Linked DNA regions of Homo sapiens: region 2 is linked to region 1. A link is a loop called in an ENCODE intact Hi-C map of the cell type or tissue named here. Cell type or tissue: heart left ventricle. All regions are shown on one strand. Links, peaks and the distances in the headings refer to the core of each region. The heading gives the core; the rest is flanking DNA. Region 1 overlaps LOC107987166 (a long non-coding RNA gene). Region 2 holds the start of LINC02151 (long intergenic non-protein coding RNA 2151).

Region 1 (2,909 bases), core at 164-2,663:
TCATTTATGTCTCCCACTTGACTGAGCTCCACAAAGGTAGGGCCTTGCCTTTTTTGTTCTTTGGTATATTCCCAGCACCCAGCACAGTGCCTGATGTGTAGTGGGTGCTCAAAAAGCATTTGCTGCAGCAAGGAATAGTAGGTGGGTTTACGACAAATAAAAATGAGTGGGATTCTGCCTTAGTCATGTTGCCGAGAGCTCTTCTATTCATTGAGTGCTTATTAAGTCCCCTTGTGAGCCAGACTGTCCACTAAGCCCAGCAGCTCCTGGGCTGCAGACCTGCCTGCAGAGGTGTAGACATTGTGAGGCAGACGTCGTATCAAGCAGAGCAGGTAAGAGTGGGATGAGGCAGCCCTGGGTGCCTCAGCTCTGCTCCTGAGGCCTGACCTTAAACCCCTGCCACCCCCCAGCCTTTTTTCCTAAGCCCAGACTCTTTCACAGCCAGGCTGACCTTGGTCATTCCCAGCAGAGGTGTCTCTGTCATAGCCCAGGCCTTTGCCTGGTTTCTGTCTTATCTGTGGATTTCTTGAGCTGAGCAGCATTGGTGTAGGAGGAGACAGATGGGACCACACCCAGCTAATCCTGCAAGGAGCTCCAGCCTGGCTCTGGGAAGTCCTATTGGAATATTAATATTCTGAGGAGGAAGCCAGTGATTACATTTTAGACTTCCAAATGGGCTTAGTAAATAGGCTTTGCTGAGAGGTGGGACAGACAGCTGGACCAGCAAGCAGTAACGGTGAGCAGCAGCAAGTGGTGATTAAGGAAGAGATTTGCTCCCCAGAAAGGGAACTCTCCAGGAGCTGCTTCCTGGTGGGAGATCTTTTCAGTGAATTCATTTAGGCAGTTCTTGCCTTCCTGCAGAGGTAGAAGTCCCTGGGTGTTGCTTTTTACTGTTTCTCTCTCTCTCTCTCTCTGAAGACCAGAGAAGAAGAATATATCCAATGACAGGAGAGCACATACTCATAGGTGGGTGTCTGTTGAATAATTAATTCATTCATCCATCCATCCATCCATCCAACCATCCATCCATCCATCCATCCATCCATCCATCCATCCATCCATCCATCTATCCGTTCCCTCAATAATATATATCGTGCACCCTTTCTGTTGGGTTCTGAGGACACAGCAGCGAGGAAGATATTCATTTGTCTCTCCATTCTTTCCTCCACACCAGGATGTAGTCTGGGTCCAGAATATAAGTCAAAACACGTGCAGCTGCTCAGTTTGCCTCTATCAGACCCAGGTCACTTTCTCTGCCAAAGCCTGGCTAGCACAGTGGATATGTCACATGGACACAGGTTGGGATGGCCTGGCATTCTGACCATCTTTGTGTTCCCAGCACCATATCGCTAAAGGAAAGAACCCAAGGTGACATAGGGGCACCAGGTCCTCTGGATATTGCAGCAGTCTTCCCAGCTCGTGTGGTGCCTGGTGCAAATGAGAAACCAGAACTCCTTCCTGGAGACACATCACTGCCACCTGCTGGAAAATGCTTGCAGCAAATATTCGACTCTGCACGGCCACAGTGCGAATGGTGCCCCTTAGATTTGCCTATTGGGTCTAATGCCTATCTGTGTGGCCCTGGTCCACTGCTTAGAGTGATCAACTCTGTAGTCCCACAGGGCAGTGGCTGCTGCCAAATATCTCCAGAGAAAGGTGCAGTGTTATGCAAAGCCCCAAATACCTGACAAGCCAATATCTATCTGTTTGCTATTAGCACATATTTAAAAAGTTCTATTAGATGAAAGATAACTGAGGGTAGAAATTTATATGATTCCAAACTACATGTGAAAATCTGACAAATGCAAAGGTGGAAAGTGCTCTAAAAAGATCTCATTTTCCTTCTTTCTTTTTTGAAAAATTTTGAGATAGAATCCGCTCTGTCGCCCAGGCTGGAGTGCAATGGTGCGATAATGGTGCGATCTCAGCTCACTGCAACCGCTGCCTCCTGGGTTCAAGCAATTCTCCTGCCTCAGCTTCCCAAGTAGCTGTGATTACAGGCACGTGCCACCACACCCAGCTAATTTTTGTATTTTTAGTAGAGACGTGGTTTTGCTGTGTTGGCCAGGCTGGTCTTGAACTCCTGACCTCAAATGATCTACCTGCCTCAGCATCCCAAAGTGCTGGGATTACAGGCATGAGCCACCGGGCCTGGCCCTTTCCTTCTTTCTTATCTATATCTCTCCTCTACTCCAAGCTGGTGACAGATGGCATCACCACTCAGACAAATGCAAAACACTTGGCTAAAAACAATGCCCTACTCCTTGGCCCCCAGTACTCACACATTCTTTGGAGAAACTTTTCAAATATTTTTATTTGAGATTCATTGCCTTATAGTTTAAAGGATTAAATCCATTGCTTTGCTGACCACCTCCTCTGGGGACAAAGGCCTGAAACCCCTTTGTCCCCAGAGGAGGTGGTCACTAAAGCAATGGATTTAATCAGTAGGAAATGGAAACCTAGGTTTGCCTTAACGAATACCGAGGGCCTCTGTTTTCAACCCTACATGTGCTACAGTGTGCACAAAGGTGTACACACATTCATATGTGCATGCACACACTTGTTTGCACTTGTGTGTGCAGGTGTTGGGAGTAGGTGAGCCAGAGTCTAGCCTGGTGCCTCTTTCCCACTGCATCAATAAATGTGGGTTGATGAAAATGGTGACTGGGACCTTCCCCTCCCTGAGTTTTGCAGGTAAAATAAAGGTGTCAGTGCTGCATGATTTTACTGGCTACCCTGAACCCAGTGGTTTTGTAAAGTGATCGGCGAGTGTCCAGGAGCATGTCTCCGGGGTGGGTGGCTCCAGCTGCAAAGGCACACACCAGGCCCCCACATGGCAGGAAAGGGCTGGCCCAGGATCCTGAAACAGTCAGAACAACACATTCCCAGGCTGAGCATCCTTGCTCTGC
Region 2 (2,909 bases), core at 239-2,738, 45 kb before region 1:
TAATTCATCTCCCTGCACTGCAGTGAAATTAAAAGAGTTTAGGTTCCCAAGCATAATGATCATCAATTAAACGCCGGGGAGATTTAGTGTCCTCATTTGAATTTTGTTTTATTTATTTAAATGTGTCTCTTTTACAGGGAGGGGCCCGTGGGGAGTGGGAGCGGGTGCACGCGGGGGCCGGGGCCTTCCGGAGGCTGATGCGGGCCCGGGCGCCTCCAGGAGCTGGGTCGTGCAGGCTGCCTGGGGGCGGCTGAGGGTGGGGCGCGGCTCGTGGGGCGGCGGGCTTTGCGAGACAGGGGATCCATCATCCCGGGCCTAATCAGTTAATACTGATAAACTGCCAGCAATAACTGCCAATTGCGCCGCGGTTTTGGAGCAGCCAGTTCATTCATTTAGGGAGTGCGGCGGCTCGTGGGGGGAGCGCTCCTGGCCCCGAGTGTTTCTGTCTCTGCTCGGGAGGGAGGTGATGCATGGGCCACCGCCGACTTCTGCGGGTAAGGGAAAGTGAGCACTGGGCAACTCGAAGGTGGCCGGGAGGCTGTGGGGGTGACTGTGGCCTGCGCCGGGCCGGGCTGGGCTGTCAGAGAGGCCCGTCTGGGTCTTGGCGTTCAGGATGGTATGGAGGTGACATCCGCTTTGAGGAGGAGTCAGGGGGACATGCTCCCGGCCAAGCTGTGGGACCTCCTTGTGCAGAACCACAGAAAGATGCCTCAGGAATCAGGGGACCTCTTGCGGCCCCGCCACTCACTGCCCAGCTGCATGACTCAGTTTCCTCCTCTGGAAAGGAGCAGGCTGGGCTAGGAGGCCTCTAGAGGGCCTTCCAGCTCTGTGGCCTTCCTCCAGACCCCTTTCCCTGCTGGCCTGGAGAAGGACGGAGAACACGCCCGGGTCCTTCCTGTGCACCAGTGAGTTTGGGGCTGGAGGCTCTCGGGGTGCCATGGCTCCCCCTCCCATGGGCCCCTCTGCTCCCTCCCCATGCTGCTGTCCATTTCTCAGGGTTGGTTCCTGCTGCATTTTCCCGACGTTCTCTGATTCCGACTTCTCACTTGCAATCAAGAAACTAAAAATAGAGCATAAAGGAGCTCTCCAAGGGGGGTGGGTGGGGGTGGCAGAGAAGGAGGAAAGTGCTCTGGTTCCCCGTGGGAATGAGACCTCATCAGCTCTACATAGGGAGTTGGAAATCCAATCCAGACCATTGGCAAGGGGCGGGGTGTGAGGTGAGGAGCCTTCCTGATCAACCAGGTGGAAAGCTTGAAAGAAAATAGTGTGTGCGCACAGGGAGGGAGGATGGGGAGACAGCCCTGGGGTGGCTTTCTGGGCGTTTCTGGTGCTTGGGGGTGAAGCCCCTTGCATGCCCTGCACAGGGCCCGCCCCTGGGTTGGGAGAGAGCTGAAGTCACTGGACCTGAGGGCGCACAGCCAGCCTGAGGGCCTTGCCTTCTAATTCATCCGCCAGGAGGGGGCGCCCTATTCTAATGTTCGCAAAGGCGTCTTTTGTTCAAGCTGAGGCGCCCAGAAGGCTCGCGCAGGCCGGTTATGCAGGTATCCTCTTGGGCTTGTAGGCAGACAGGAACCCCGTCAGGGATTTCTTCTTGAGGACCTCAGAACCGTGTCTTTTGTTTTATTTTTATTTTTTTGAGACAGGGTCTCGGTCTGTCTCCCAGGCTGGAGTGCAGTAGTGCCATCTCGGCTCACTGCAACCTCTACCTCCTGGGCTCAAGGATCCTCCTACCTCAGCTTCCTGAGTAGCTGGGGCCATAGGCACAAGCTACCGTGCCCGGCTTAATTTTGTATTTTTTGTAGACACAGGGTCCGCTATGTTGCCTAATCTGGTTGTGAGCTCCTGGGCTCATGCAATCCACCTATCTCAGCCTCCCAAAGCGCTGGGATTACAGGTGTGAGTCACCTTGCCTGGCCAACCACGTCTTTCAGATTGTAAGGAGTGGATTTGTTCAAACTTGATGACATAAGATGGGCAACTTGGAGGTATTGGGGCTAGGAGTGAAATCAGAGAGAATCTGGGCTTTCAGACAACATCTCCAGAACACAGGCACCCCGTTCCCTGGGCAGGGTCCCCTGGAGCTCAGAAACATGAGTGGACGTGTGTAAATTACTCAGCTGGTCTTGGGAAAGAAGCCTGATTCGGGAGTCTGGAGCCCCAGGCTGCAGTCCTGGCTGTACTACTCTATGCCCTTGGGCATGCTGCTTTTTTTTTTTCCTCTGAAACTCAGTTTCCCCCCTGTCTAATAAGATGAGGTACATAAAAGCTCTTAGAGAGCAGGAAAGGTGCTCTATAAATGCCCAGGATTATGGTTATAACGTGCAGCTTTTATGCGTAAACCAGCAGCAGCCCACCTTATCTTCTAAGGGGCAGTGCAGAGGGAGGACTTTATCTCTATCCTTGCCTCATGCAGCCTCGAAGGCCCCTTTTCTCCCACGGGGCTATCTTTAGGACCCATGATGCTTCCCCTCCTGGGGTAGGAAGGGAAATGGCTGATGTTAGAATCCCAGACTTGCCGGTTTTTATACCACCGATTCAAATCAAGATACTGTCTTTCAGCCTCCTCTCTGCCTTGCTAAACCCATTCCGGTTCCCTTACCAAGCCGATTTCTATCGGGGGAGAGTCAGTCCTTGAAAACATGGGGATTTCTCCAGCAAGGAATGGCCATGAGGAGCCAGGCCATGCTGGGGTGGCCATCTGCACACTCTGATGAGCCCACGCTGGGCTCCTCTCAGCCTCATCTGCAAGGCTAGCCCCTTCTAGTTTCTAATTGCTGTCTCATCCAAAAGGCTGAGGGCTTTCTGGATTGACTAAAGAAGAGATGAAGGTGACCCTAGGTCCCCAGGAATGCCCACCTCCCTTTCTGGCTCCATCCTTTTTCACCCTATGCCTGGTGCCTCCACTCCAG

Evidence for each region. A loop is a pair of places that touch in the nucleus more often than their neighbours do. Peaks named below come from ENCODE experiments on the same cell type or tissue, not always from the same donor. Only the 100,000 strongest peaks of a DNase experiment are listed, where the experiment ranks them.
Region 2: it touches region 1 in a loop (2.1-fold over the local background); 20 of 110 quality-filtered maps call a loop at or near these places.

What each region holds. Positions count from the first base shown.
Region 1 is chr11:116,452,804-116,455,712 of GRCh38, reverse strand. All of the region lies in intron 1 of LOC107987166 (a long non-coding RNA gene), which reads left to right. Among named protein-coding and RNA genes, the nearest start is that of LINC02151, 46 kb to the left of the region's middle. In heart left ventricle, for the core only: a CTCF peak has its summit at 1,492 (motif pointing left); no DNase peak of the experiment used is centred there.
Region 2 is chr11:116,498,127-116,501,035 of GRCh38, reverse strand. LINC02151 (long intergenic non-protein coding RNA 2151) reads left to right here and starts at 353. Exons shown (of 2, transcript NR_174967.1): 1 at 353-494. RefSeq lists an enhancer at 1,143-1,835. In heart left ventricle, for the core only: a CTCF peak has its summit at 1,454 (motif pointing right); DNase peaks (open chromatin) are centred at 512 and 1,435; H3K27me3 peaks cover 1,936 bases.